Regions from separate parts of the Homo sapiens genome. Here region 2 is linked to region 1. The links are chromatin contacts, found by Hi-C or POLR2A ChIA-PET in ENCODE. All regions are on one chromosome and are shown on one strand. The core of a region is the stretch at or near the end of the contact, and the rest is flanking DNA. Distances in the headings are between cores, read along the strand shown. Region 1 overlaps BMAL2 (basic helix-loop-helix ARNT like 2). Region 2 holds the start of STK38L (serine/threonine kinase 38 like).

The links. A loop is a pair of places that touch in the nucleus more often than their neighbours do. ChIA-PET counts read pairs that join two places held with the same protein, here RNA polymerase II (POLR2A). Pooled maps may share reads with other maps.
Region 2: a loop to region 1 is called in a pooled map, with 5 times the contacts of the local background. The contact joins the promoter of STK38L here to the enhancer-like site in region 1. A Hi-C loop is called at or near these places in 1 of 37 single-sample maps with no recorded cell type and 4 of 50 pooled maps. POLR2A ChIA-PET finds 5 or more read pairs at or near these places in 1 of 52 experiments (PC-9).

The regions. Positions count from the first base shown.
Region 1 is chr12:27,382,639-27,390,330 of GRCh38, forward strand. It overlaps BMAL2 (basic helix-loop-helix ARNT like 2), which reads left to right. Exons shown (of 17, transcript NM_020183.6): 6 at 2,843-2,922; 7 at 4,590-4,682; 8 at 6,541-6,658; 9 at 7,458-7,601. It overlaps BMAL2-AS1 (BMAL2 antisense RNA 1), which reads right to left. Exons shown (of 4, transcript NR_109975.1): 4 at 7,151-7,530. Among named protein-coding and RNA genes, the nearest start is that of BMAL2, 54 kb to the left of the region's middle. Within about 2 kb of position 1,478, at least 2 of the 41 ENCODE cell types and tissues checked have a DNase peak (open chromatin) inside an H3K27ac peak, as active enhancers do.
Region 2 is chr12:27,240,347-27,247,273 of GRCh38, forward strand. It overlaps STK38L (serine/threonine kinase 38 like), which reads left to right and starts at 3,940. Exons shown (of 14, transcript NM_015000.4): 1 at 3,940-3,986. RefSeq lists enhancers at 2,651-2,710, 5,299-5,348 and a silencer at 3,769-4,008.

The sequences.
Region 1 (7,692 bases), core at 228-2,727:
ATTTAAGGCAACTGGATCTGCATTCCAGGGTATTGTCACAGCATCCCCACACTTGCTCGGCAAAAACTTAGAAGCCAGATCAACAGAGGGCTGCCTGTGGATCATGTTATTTTGGTCCATAGCATAATTAGGTTAAAGGCAGAAGGATGGTGATGTGATTTTTTTCACTATACTCTACAGCAGTGCTTTTTAAACGATCTGGATGAAGAACAGGTGTTCCCCCCATCCACCACTAGTTCATTGTAAAATACAGTTAATTATGGAAAAATGATCATGGGTTTGGCTGTCACAGCAATGTTATGTTTTTATAAAAGCCTCTAAATACTTCTTAAATTCTGCACTTGATCTCACCACAGTTTGCTGATGACATTGGTCTGCAGACCACATTTAGAGTAGCCCTGCTCTGCAGCATGAGGTCCTGTGTCTGCAATCTGATTACCAGGCGGGGCAGTGAAGCACAGTGGTTCACACGCATGCGTCCTGAAGGCAGACCTTGTGGTTCAAATCCTGGCTTCCTCCCTTTATAGCTATGTGACTTACTCAAGTTATTTGACATTCTAATCCTCAGTTTTCACATCTGTGAGATAGGGATGCATTTGCCTCCTGGGACTATTGTTAAGAGTAAAGAGTAATGCATGTAGAGTACAGCACAGTGTTCAAATGGTGGGGATGGGGTCAGAAGAGGAAGAGGAATTGTTACTGTCATTTTGATTTTTTTTTAACCCAATGAACATTGTGAAAAAAGTAAGTGATCATGTTGCCTCGTTGGTTTTTGCCATGGGAACTCTGAGAGCCAATGTGTGGACAAGTGTGCAGAACACCATGGCATGCATTTACTGGCCAGCCTCTACCATGCCTCAGTGCTGCTCTCACTGCCCTCATTTTCTCTCGAGCACATCCCCACTCACTCACCGAGTCAGGGCTCGCCTGTGATGGCTGATGTACACCGACGGGGTTTCCCAGCCCACTTCTGCCTGGTATGCTCTGCCAACCTTGCTGCAGGCCAGACCTGAAATGTCATTATCTTGCTCAAAATCAGTTTACTGCTGTTCCCTGACCTAGCACTCAGAGTCTGCGTTCTTCATTCCTTCCTCAGCTCCCTCCCAAGCTGCTGTGTAGTAATATTAGCAAGAAGTCATTGGGAGAATTCCCTGAGCCCTAGGATGAAGATAGATTCCAACAGAAGAGATTTTCTTTTCCCTATGCCAGGCTCTTAAGAGTGCTACGAGTCTGAGAAAACTGTACTGAATCATAGCATGAGGCATTTTGTCTTTCTGCCCTGCCCACTTACTTTGCCACCACCACCACCACTTAGTTCATTGGTGAGTTTGGGCCACAGATCCGTCCGAGGGCCAATGTGTGGTTAAAATGTCTAAGGATGTTACCCCACCTTTCCCCTGCAAAAGCAACTTCTCTTACAGTACCCAGGAAGAAGGGATAGGAGTCAAGAAGGTTGGGGAATATAAGGAAGGGAAAATTGACTTACTTCTGAATCATCCTTGCCCTGGGGATGGCTTGCTTGGCTTTGTCGTCTGTGTCATACGCCCCCTTGTGGCCATGAAGGGCTTTGCGAATCTGGGTTGGTGGATTCCCTTACTCCTCCCAGGTCAAACATTTCCCTTGGTTTTGGCCTGATAATTCCTCATCATTTTGCAAGCTCTTCAGCTGCTTTAGAGACTTTCATTTTAATATAACTCAGTGCTAAGGGCTGAAAATTAATTATTTCATTTATATTTTATACATTTTTAAAATAATCTGTGTATTATCAGAATAGAGGTCTCTATATTGCCATTAAAGGATTTTCTTACTGGAAAATCTCATGAATCCGTAACATTTGTTTAGAATTCCAGAATACCCCCATTCAAGGTAACTCATATGATAAATTTTAATTAGCTAAGACATTATCTAAATAACTGTAGTGGTCCCCCCTTATCCATAGGGGCATACATTCCAAGACCCTGGTGGATGCCTGAAACCGTGGGTAGTGCTGAACCCTAGGCATAGTACTTTTTTCCTATGCACATATACCTATGATAAAGTTTAACTTATAAATCAGGCATATTAAGAGATTAACATCAATAATAAACTAGGATAATTATAGCAATATACTGTAAAAATGTTATATGTTCTGTCTTTGGCTCTCTCAAAATATCTTATTGTATTGTGCTCACCTGTTTGCAGGCCATGGTGGACCACAGGTAACTGAAACCACAGCTAACGGGGGACTACTGCATATCAATCCTTGAATTTTATTTCATGTACATTTTATTATAATGTTTTTATATATAGCTCTTAATGTGCATATTTGAATATAAAGGAATAAGTAGTTCCAAGAATTCACAATCTAAAAGAAAGAAATTTTAATCAAGTGATAATGAAGAAAGAAAATGATTAGCTGGGCGTAGTGGCTCACTCCTGTAATCCCAGCACTTTGGGAGGCTGAGGTGAGTGGATTGCTTGAGGCCAGGAGTTCAAGACCAGCCTGGCCAACATAGTGAAAACTTGTCTCTAATAAAAATATAAAAATTAGCTGGGCGTGGTGGCATGCGCCTATAATCCCAGCTATTCAGGAGGCTGAGGCACGAGAATCACTTGAACTCAGGAGGTGGAGGTTGCAGTGAGCTGAGATTGCGCGACCGCACTCCAGCCTGGGCAACAGAGTAAGACTCTGTCTCAAAAATAAATAATTAAATTAAATGAAAATGAAAAAAAAAATGATTACAGAAAATGTCTTAGAATGTGCCAAAGAGCAAATACCAGCAGCAGCAGCATTGCTAATGTTCATTAAGCATTTTGCCCTCTCTACTATATTTCCAATAACTCTTGATGCCTTTCTTTTTAGGCTTGACAAATTCTTATGTGGGAAGTAATTATAGACCATCATTTCTTCAGGATAATGAGCTCAGACATTTAATCCTTAAGGTAACTAAAGATATATTTGTCTAAGTTGTGTATGTGCTTTCATTGCTGTTTGAATAGGAGGCAGATTTTCTTCCATTTGCTTCCTGTTCTAAACATATGGGACTCCATATTACACCGTATTTCCTTTAATATAGAAGTTTAAAATAGAGAAGTAGCCATGCATTACTAGTTTGTGTTAATGAAAGTAGAGACAGAGGATAGGCACTTTCCACACTATGGAGCAAAGCTTGTATTCAGTGCTAAGCATTTTATACTACCCATCTCTCACACATAGGATCTACTCCCCCATGATCACCACCTCCTTCAAAGCCGTCTGCCTGGCATCCTGTTCCCTCAGGATCCTGTTCTTCTCGGAGGCCAGTCACTGCTTACTTAGAGTTGTTAGTGCTTTGACATTTCCGTCCTCATCATTCCTGTGCATGGCTTTTCAGATTCACCGGTCTAGAGGGGAAACTGTGATCATGTGATTTGCTTCTCATGCCCTCGGAGGTGATAAATGTCTTGGTCATGTGCTGTGTGACTACTAGGTTTTAAGCCATAGTCAAATTAAATAGAAGGATTCTTCATACACATTTTTGTCCATTTTTCCTTTAATTAAAAAAAGCCACTCTTTTATTTGAACAGCTGAATTTAAATATAGCATTTCTGGCAGGGATAGAAAGGATATTGTGTGGATAAAAAGGATTTTTGAAGGTGGCAAAATGTACGATTTGCTTTCGAAGCTTTCTCACCAATCTGTACATGCTCGTCAGTCGTACCTTCATGGAACCCTGCTTCTGCCCTGCAGAGCATGCCCAGCAAGAGTGCCAGACTCTTCCTATGTGCCATATGTACCCGCTTCCATGCAGGCTGCTTCATGGGATTTGCTGGGTAGACCTTATGAGAGTAGCTGACACATTAGTTTAGAATGAGTGATGCCTTTTTATTATTCAAAAACTATAACAAGGTGTACAGTATAATGTCTTCATTGCTTCCCTGTCCTCATTCTGCCCTGTCCTTCTACCTCAACACATCCACAGGCAATTGTTGTTCTGCATGCAGTGTAGTAGAATTTGGTAAAGGTAATTTTATTTTATTGTTATTTTTTGAGACAAGGTCTGGCTCTGTTGCCTAGGCTGGAATGCAGTGGTGCGATCTCGGCTCACTGCACCCTCCACCTCCCGGGCTCAAGCCATCCTCCCGTCTCAGCCTCCTCAGTAGCTGGGACTAGAGGCGTGCACCACCATGCCCGGCCAATTTTTGTATTTTTTGTCAAGACAGGGTTTCGCCAGTGTTGCCCAGGCTGGTCTCAAACTCATGAGCTCAAGAGATCCACCTGCCTCGGCCTCCCAAAGTGCTGGGATATAGGCTCATTTAGTGCTGTATTTAGGCTCATATACAGCACCTGGCCTAATTTTAGTTTTTAAGAAATGTCTCAACTAAATATTCTGCAGCCAAACTTTTCATGTCCAAAACATTAATTTAGAATAGGATTTCAACTTGACACTCTTTATAAATCTGTTTGCATCTTAAGAACATTTCTTAAAATTAATTTTACTAGCTCCATGACTACTCTGTTAGTTTTATTGCCACAGTAATTTCCTCAGAATCTGAATGTGTGTGTGTGTGTGCGTGTGTATAAGAGACAGACAATATTTTAAAATATTCACTTTTTTTTTAAATCCTAGACTGCAGAAGGCTTCTTATTTGTGGTTGGATGTGAAAGAGGAAAAATTCTCTTCGTTTCTAAGTCAGTCTCCAAAATACTTAATTATGATCAGGTATCCAAAAATGAGGATATTTTCCATACAATGTTTAATTTTTTGAACAAACACATATTTTTAAGCTCTTTTTCTGAACACCTTCTCCCCACTGGGATATGGGATTAGATTCTGCTAAGTTAGAACTCCAAGAGAGATGGAAAGCTGTGTGGAAAGAGTAAGGATCTTTATGACTGATTGCGTTCCCTTCCTGACCTTCAGCAAGTTACTTAATTTTACTGAGCCTCAGCTTCTTCCTATGTAAAAAGTCAAAATGATTATACCTGTCTCTCAAGATGTAAAGACTAAATGAGGTGTCATATTTAAGAGTGTCTGAAAAGTGTTAGTCACCCTTCTCTGTTCCCTCCAAGAGACACTTTATGGTTAATTATTAAGTTATAATCATTGCATGACAGCCTTTGATCTAATCTCTGGCAACACTCTCTGAAATACATCTTTCATTTAACTAGTTTAGTACTTCACCTCCTTATTACTGAACACCATTTCATGGAAACTAGCTACTCAAAAATTATAGCATTGAAACTAACCCAAGTAAGTGAATAAACTAGCACTAGAAATCCGATAGACTGCAGCACTGTTTTTTAATAACTCACATTAGATTATAAGGGTGTTCAGAGATAATGAGTTAAATAACAGAAATAAGGGAATATTATGAGCCTGTGTACAGGAGGATTGAAAACCGATGAAACCTTCAGCTGGTTATAGCTGGGGGCACAAACCTCATGATTCCACGTTCTAACTGGAGATGGAAAACACACCCACACATGCACACACACATGCACGCACACACACACACACACACAGGTAACTGACAGTTTAGGGTACCACTTAAGTTTCAAGTTAGTGACATGGAATCCAGTCCTACTGGGCACTGACTTTGCATAGAAGAGGCTATTAAGAGACTTACTGGCTGCTCAGGGGCATGTAGGGATTCCCATGATTCAGGATTTAGTCCTCAGCTTTTCAGATTCAGAAACTTGGTCTGCCCTAGAGAGTTCTGGATATAGACTTATATTAACCACACAGTTTTTTTTAGAATGAAACATATAACCGCCAAACAATTCAGCCTGCTTATATCGGCTGGTCCGTTAGTCCTGTTGTCTATAGGAATGTTTGCTTGGGTAATACAGGAATTCAGAAGAGGGGTGGCCACTGTGGGTCAGGAAGGCGTCACACATGAAGTAGGATGTCTGCCAGGCTTGTCAGAAGGAAGGTGTAGAGAAGGGGAGGAAACATTTCAACCTGGGAGAAGGGAGTCCCGGAAGTCTAGGGAGTCAAAGGCAATTTGGCTGGAGTGGCCAAGGGATAGGGAAGGGGTGATGAATTCTGAGGGGTGGGACTGTATCAGCAAAGGCATAGACCTGGGGATGCTGTGCCTTTTGGGAGTGGTGGAATGGGAAGTGAGAGGTATTCTGGGTTGGATTTTACCTATCAATAGTATGGTAATTTTTTAAACTGTATGGTAAATATCTGATAAAGTCACAGATATTCTGTGATTTCTATATTATACTATGATGTAATCTCTTTTTTTTAACAAGGACAAAAAAAGTTCAAAGTAAATCACAATCATTTACAAGTAACATGTTAACAAGAGTTACAAGATTTAGCAGAATACTAGCAATTGGTGTTTGTATATGGTTTGTGTATATCCAGGGATGGTTCTATACGCATGTATTTTTTTCTGTCTACAAGTATCACCCTGCTTTGAACATTAAGTTCATGTCACACAGTGTCGTGGACATATCTTTGAGCTTGAGAAAAATCAATCAAAAATCAAAAAAGAACATTTATTGTATGCATCAAGAAATGTAGAAAAAGCATGGTACTGATTTTAAATGAATGTCTACCTTATGAATAGGCTAGTTTGACTGGACAAAGCTTATTTGACTTCTTACATCCAAAAGATGTTGCCAAAGTAAAGGAACAACTTTCTTCTTTTGATATTTCACCAAGAGAAAAGCTAATAGATGCCAAAAGTAAGTGTCCATTTCCGCATGCTTATTATTTTATGTAAATGTAATGATCACCTAAAAGTTTAGCTACACAGTGTTTTTAAAACAGCTAACTAAGCTTTTATCAAGAGAGAATTGTTTTGTAAACTTTACATCATACTTAATAAATATATATAGCTATATAGAAAATTCCTATATTCATACAGACATATACAAACACAAATTCATTGATATGAAGATGCTTTGGGGAAAATATGAGTGCTTCATATTTGCTATTTTTCATATGCAAATAAAATCTTTACAAGAAAGTATCATTTGGATAAAAAATTGCTGAAGTTCCCATTATTTAGCTATATGCTAAAAGACAATTACTCTCTTTTTTATATGGATTAGGTCTTTTCTGTATGAAAGACCTTGTATAATTGTGTTTGGGAAGTATAAGTATTTTTTTCTTCTCTGAAAATGCCTAGTACCAAATAATTATGTAAAATATAAAACAATTGATTCCTGTAATAGTTAAGGTTTTTTTCATTTTTTAATTTAATTTTTATTTCATTTCACTTAAATTAACTTTGTTCTTCCCCATTTGAGGAAAAAAGAAAGATAAATTGCAAATGTCTGTAAGTTATCAAAATGTGATTGCTTGACAAATACATTTTTTGGGTATATTTCACTTCAGGGTTTACTGTACAATCATGCCATTGCTTTAAAAAACTGTTTCCTTTCTCAATAATAGATGGTCAGAAAATGTTAGGAGATAAATTTCAAAATTATTTGACAATATTCTTTTCCACCTATTCTCTCGCCCCCTTCTGCACGAAAGCTGGTTTGCAAGTTCACAGTAATCTCCACGCTGGAAGGACACGTGTGTATTCTGGCTCAAGACGATCTTTTTTCTGTCGGATAAAGAGTTGTAAAATCTCTGTCAAAGAAGAGCATGGATGCTTACCCAACTCAAAGAAGAAAGGTATCATTTTGAAATGTCAAGTGATGCAAAGCATGGCTATAAAATTAATGTCCTAAATATTTTCTGTACAGAAAAAATAAAATATATGGTC
Region 2 (6,927 bases), core at 2,690-5,189, 140 kb before region 1:
CCTGGGTCTGTGAACCTCAATGCAAAAACCATATATATATTACATATATAACTATGTATAGTTATATAGTTATATATATTACATATATGACTATGTATAGTTGTATAGTTATATATATTACATATATGACTATGTATAGTTGTATAGTTATATATATTACATATATGACTATGTATAGTTGTATAGTTATATATATTACATATATGACTATGTATAGTTGTATAGTTATATATATTACATATATGACTATGTATAGTTGTATAGTTATATATATTACATATATGACTATGTATAGTTGTATAGTTATATATATTACATATATGACTATGTATAGTTGTATAGTTATATATATTACATATATGACTATGTATAGTTGTATAGTTATATATATTACATATATGACTATGTATAGTTGTATAGTTATATATATTACATATATGACTATGTATAGTTGTATAGTTATATATATTACATATATCACTATGTATAGTTGTATAGTTATATATATTACATATATCACTATGTATAGTTGTATAGTTATATATATTACATATATGACTATGTATAGTTATATATATTACATATATGACTATGTATAGTTATATATATTACATATATGACTATGTATAGTTATATATATTACATATATGACTGTATAGTTATATATATTACATATATGACTATGTATAGTTATATATATTACATATATGACTCTGTATAGTTATATATATTACATATATGACTCTGTATAGTTATATATATTACATATATGACTCTGTATAGTTATATATATTACATATATGACTCTGTATAGTTATATATATTACATATATGACTCTGTATAGTTATATATATTACATATATGACTCTGTATAGTTATATATATTACATATATGACTCTGTATAGTTATATATATTACATATATGACTCTGTATAGTTATATATATTACATATATGACTCTGTATAGTTATATATTACATATATGACTCTGTATAGTTATATATATTACATATATGACTCTGTATAGTTATATATATTACATATATGACTCTGTATAGTTATATATATTACATATATGACTCTGTATAGTTATATATATTACATATATGACTCTGTATAGTTATATATATTACATATATGACTCTGTATAGTTATATATATTACATATATGACTCTGTATAGTTATATATATTACATATATGACTCTGTATAGTTATATATTACATATATGACTCTGTATAGTTATATATATTACATATATGACTCTGTATAGTTATATATATTACATATATGACTCTGTATAGTTATATATATTACATATATGACTCTGTATAGTTATATATATTACATATATGACTATGTATAGTTATATATATTACATATATGACTATGTATAGTCATATAGTTATATATATTACATATATGACTATGTATAGTCATATAGTTATATATTACATATATGACTATGTATAGTTATATAGTTATATATATTACATATTATGTAATTTTTTCACTAAACTCAAACTGAAAATTAGCATTTCTTCCATCATGAATGTAGGCAGCAAACCACAGGAATATTAGCAATACCTGTGACTTTTCCTCAATAGGAATCACACATATTTTCTACCCCATTAAAGTTGTTGTAGATATCTCAAAATATTGTTTCTGTGTATCATTACTACAAAATTACTGTAGGTCTTGATCTTATTATTTAATGCATTAATAAAGAGGCAAATATATAACTATTTTAGTTATCTATGGCAGTGTAACATAGTATCCCAAAAGTTAGTGGCTTAAAACCACAAATATTTATTGTCTCACAGTTTCTGTGGGCCAGAAATCTGGGCTTGGCTAGTTGGGCCTGCTGGCTCAGTATCTGGTTTTACAAGGCTGCAGTCTAGGTGTCAGGTGGGGCTGCAGTCATCTCAAGGCTCAACTGGGAAAGAATCTACTTCCAAGCTTACTTACATGATTATTGGCAGTATTCAGTTCATCACAGGTTGTTGGACTGGGGGCCTGAATTCCTTGGTGGCTGTTGACTGGATCTCTCTCAGTTCCTTGCCATGTGGGCTTCTCTGTAAGGCAGGTCACAAGACAGCAGCTGGCTTCCATGAAAGCGAGCAAGTGAGAGAGCAAGGACAAGCAAGATGGAGCCCAGAATATTTTTGTAACCTAATCACGGAAATGATATCCTAATCACTTTTGCTATATTTCCTTTTTAAGAACTAAGTTACTAGAGAAGGGAATTACAGAAGGCAGGAATACTAGAAGGCGTGGATCATTGGCAGCCATCTTAGATGCTACTACTACTTACCACATAATTATATTACAAACTCACTTTTTAGTATTTTGGTAACTGTATGTTAACATTATCAATTTCCTTTGTAACCCTAGGTAGTTTATGCATTTAAGAACACTGTTTTGAAAAGGGGTCCATAGACCACCAAAATTCTGGTTCATAGCTCTAATTTGTTTCAGTTGAGGTACTTTCAACAACTTCCCAGGGAAATTTGTTTACAATGGTCTCAATTTAGGAGAATTTAGGAACTAGAGGTCAAAGTCTTAGGCTATCCCATATTAACCTAGACTGCTACTCTATACTAGTTCATATTACTCTAGTATGGCACATTTGAAGACATAAATTTGCTGTGGAACAAACCATACACTGTTCTCAATCTTATCGTAGCATTTGAATGGTATGTGTATGCGTGCAGTACAGGGAGAAGGGTGTATAGGCCTGTCAAGCTTGTCTGATCACAATTAAACCTCCTATGCTTGTATATGACAACTGTCATTTGAGTTTCAAAATGACCATATAAGTGGAGCTGATCTCCCCAAAAATACACTAATTACCAAACTAGAGCTTTTCCCACTACTAAGCTATGTATGAAAAAGCACAGTGTAAGAAAGAGAAATGAGGTAATGCTTCTTTCCTAGGTGTTTTGCTCGTGTCACCTGCTCTTGGGAAACCTAAAGATGACAGGTGGCATTTCTAAGTGATAGTTTTTGCAAGCACAGTACCAGCTTCATACGTTGTCTCAGTAAGCTAAAAGCTAAGAATATTTTATAAGACCTCCAATACTCATATTGAGGATAAACTTGCCAACAATAATTGGGAGTCATTCTCTCATTTGGCTTTCCCAAAGGCCAGTTTTGTCCCCAGACGCAAATTGCATCAACCTTCCCAAAGTTGTCCCTTTTGGGTCATCCTATAGGGGAGTGCTCTTCTGCACAATTCTCAGATCCTACTGATAAAGCAGGCCAGTACTGTAGTTATTTTAGATTTTCCAAGAAAACTCAAACAGGTTTTTAATGTATTTTTTGTGGCATTTACAAATCCTGGTTCCTCTCCAGTCTCTGGAGTCCCCTCATGGTGAAATGGAAGCGTCAAGGAACCTGGGTGGCTTCGAGTCCCCACAGCTACCGACTGAGCAACTTAGCTGATCCATCTTTGTTGACAACTGTTTCCCAATCTGAAAAATGCGTGAATTCTCTCTTTCCATTTCTAACATTCTTTGCATTGCACTGTTTGAAAAATTCGGATGACATTTAGAATGTGACTAATGTCGCAACACATTAGGCCACTCTCAAGAGAGGCCTGAACAGGTTTGGCGTAAAAACGGCAGTGAGGTGAGGCTGGTGAGAGGGGAAGTGGCGACAGTTCAGTCAACTCCCTCAAAACCAGTCTGGCCTTCACCAGGCGGAGATGGGTGGGGCCGGGAAGACGGGCGTTGACGACAGAAGGCTACTTCCGGCTGTGGTGCGTATGACGTCAGGGCGAGTCGGACCGACCCAGCCACCGAGAAGCCGAGGAGGCAAGGCTCGCGAGAGTTCAGGGAGGCCGCCCTGAGATTCCGGCGAGGCCGCGGGTCCCACCTCCCGGGGGCGGGGCGAGGGCGGAGCGGGGAGAAGGGAGCTGACGGGCGCCCGGCCGGCTGCGGTCCGTGCGGAGGCTGAGCCGGCCGCGGGCGCGACCGGAGGCAGGTGAGTTCGCGGATGTAGCGCTCGGCTGAGGGCCCGAGCTCGCCGCGCCAGCCCCAACTCTGCGAGCAGGAGCAGGAGGAGATTTTAGGTGTCTTTGGGTGTCCAGGGAAAGCCGGGCTAATTCTGGGGCTGGAAATGTCTCCGGGGAACCTGCGGCGACGGCCTTGGCCCTCTTATTCCCCGGGGTGATACTGGCCCCATGTGTCCAGAGAGGGAGCCTCGCACCCGGGGAGGAATCTTTGTCCTCTGCTCCTTTCTCCTTCCACTCCCCGGCCCCCGAGCACTCCGCTCCGGGTCCCCGCCTGGGCTTCACAAACAATAACAAATGTCGCGGATCCTCTCCGGGTAGCCCCAGCGCTCCCGTCCCGTGCCCTCCAGCCGATGTCACCCAGAGCCAGGATCCGAAGCATGGCTCTTCAATTGTGGGGGCTGTTTGTGTACCGTTCCTAAAAACTGATGCGTCAGATTGCCAAACATTTCTCAAGACAGACTCAGGAAAGCCTCCCAGCTCCTAGAAGCCACGGAGTGCTCAAAACCAGTCTTAGAATCTGTCTTTACCATTGCACCCGTAGCCCCTTCCTTTCAAAATCATTTCTCCCACTCCTTTTTTCACCTTTAGTATCGAGGTCGAACGAGTGGTTATTTGGTGTGGGAGTAGAAAAGAGTATAACCGATTGAGTAGGGCACGTTTCACCTTTAAAAAGTTGCCAGGTTGACAGCAAAAGAACAAACTTTATTTTCAAAACCAGTGGCCTCCCCTTTTACTGGTGCTGCTTTTGTTTTGTGGAATAGCTTTTCGGGTTCTAAGTTTGGAGGAATGATATAAAAAGAAGTGGGAGGTGGGGGGAGGGCTAGTGGCTCTGGAAGTAGTGGCTTGTCCAAAAGTAGGATGCTATTGTTTCTCACTTGATAAAATGCAGAACCAACACTTTTACCCATTTCACATAACTTGTGATAAGTTTTGAGAGAAGCCACTTAATCGGAAATGGCCTATTAGCTTATTTTACTGCTCAAATCTGAAAAAACAGCTTTAAGTGATTTAAGTTCTGCCTCTTGATTGTAAGATGGGGATTGATGAGTGAGACCTTGTCTTTTTTGGCGCTGGGGCTTACGTTTGACCGGTCTCTCTACTTTAAGGCAGGGCCTATTGTACTTAAGCCCATTTTTGCTTCCTCAGTACAGATTCTTGAAAGTTCTTTGTCTCAATCATATATGTATATAAGGTACTGTAAACCTCTTTGAATTTGATTGGCCTTTCTCTCTGTGCCTCAGGATATGTAAAACAATTAAGTTTATTATACTCTCTCCCCAGTGGCTGAGAGGTATTGTATGTGAATTAGCCACCCTTGTGACTATTTGAGGAGAGAGAAGTTAGTCTAAAATATTATGTTAAATTATGATATTACATAATTTTATTGCATAAGTTCATCAAACTACTTCCATCTGAAAAATCCTGATCTCAAAATAGGTAGGTACAATGAATTAAAAAATGTTTTGGTTTGACCTCACTTAGCTTTGTTTTCTCCTTGTTAAGATGGCTGATAATGTTTCCCATTTGGTTGTGATGTGTTTAGAATGAGAAGCAAAGTTGGGTGTAGTTTTTGTACTCTTTTGAAAGGCCTTGCCACTAGGAATGAAAAAATTAGACTTAGAAAACACACATTAAATAGAAGCAGTTTTTCTCTAGCCATTTGCTCTTGAGTTTGTTTTAAAATAAGTCAAAGAATGGAGACTGAGATGATTTGTGCCAACAAATAGATGTCCTTGTTAGTTTTTATGCTGAAAACTTGATTTCTAAAGGTAGGACACTGTAAGAACAAAGGAGAAATTGGACTTCCTAAAAAATGATAACAAAGCAATGGACTCAGTTCAGCTGTTTGCTTTCAGAAAAGTTCTGTTCTCTTAAAGTAAGGAGAGCATCATTGTGTTAGTGAAATTGGATAACGCACCTTAGAAAGTGCCTCCCCAGTGATCCAGGATAAGTTGGAGGCTCTTTTGTGTGTGTGTGGCACTTTTTGTTAAGAGGGAGAAAGGGCACAAATCAGAGCCAGAAAGATTTGCATCTCGATGTATTGTTAAAATGCTTTTATTTTATGTAAATAGTGTCAGGTGAATCAAGCAAGCATATTGTTGTCTAGCATCCTTAGGATTACATTAAAATCAGCAGATTGGCAAGTTATGATTAGGTTAGACTTGACATATGCAGAAATTATGCTTCTGTATTTTTATATTAAAAGCACCATGGTCTTTTTGAATGAAATAATGAAAGCAAGCTTTTAAGACATAACTTTTTTAAAAAATTAAAAATCTGTCTTTGGTTAGTTTATAAACATGAAGCATATCCTCCTCTTCTTCCCCCCAAAATTTTTGTTTAAGTCTTAAGAAAGTCTTTAGCAAGGTATGACCAGTACTTAAGTGCACTGGTTGCATAAGCCTTCTGTCTCCAGGTAAAAGTTTGCTAATTGACAGGGTATTATTGTTCAGAATCTTTAGAGGGAGAGAAATGAAAGGCAACAGTGAACAGTGTTTGCTGCTCTGTACACTCGGACGAACTGTGGTTGCTACTCTGTACACTCGGACGAACTGTGGTTGCTGTCTTCAAGGAGATGTGATCCAGTGGGAGAGAAATATACCTACCCAAATAAATACCATAGAAAATGTGTTTTATGAGGAAGCCAAGGAGGGAGGGATTAAGTGCTGCTAGACCAATTAAGGAAGACTGAAATAGGAAAAGGCGTTTCTGTGGATGATTTAAGTGATCTAGTCATATGATAATGATGATAAGTAAATACTTTATATAATGCTGCTTCCTGCTAAATCCTTTACATATATTACTTACTTGCCTGGCTTTAATCCTCACAACAACTGTATGGAGTAGGTATTTTTATTATTCCCGTTTTGCAGATGAAGTAACTGTGGTACTAAGGTTAGATAGCTATTG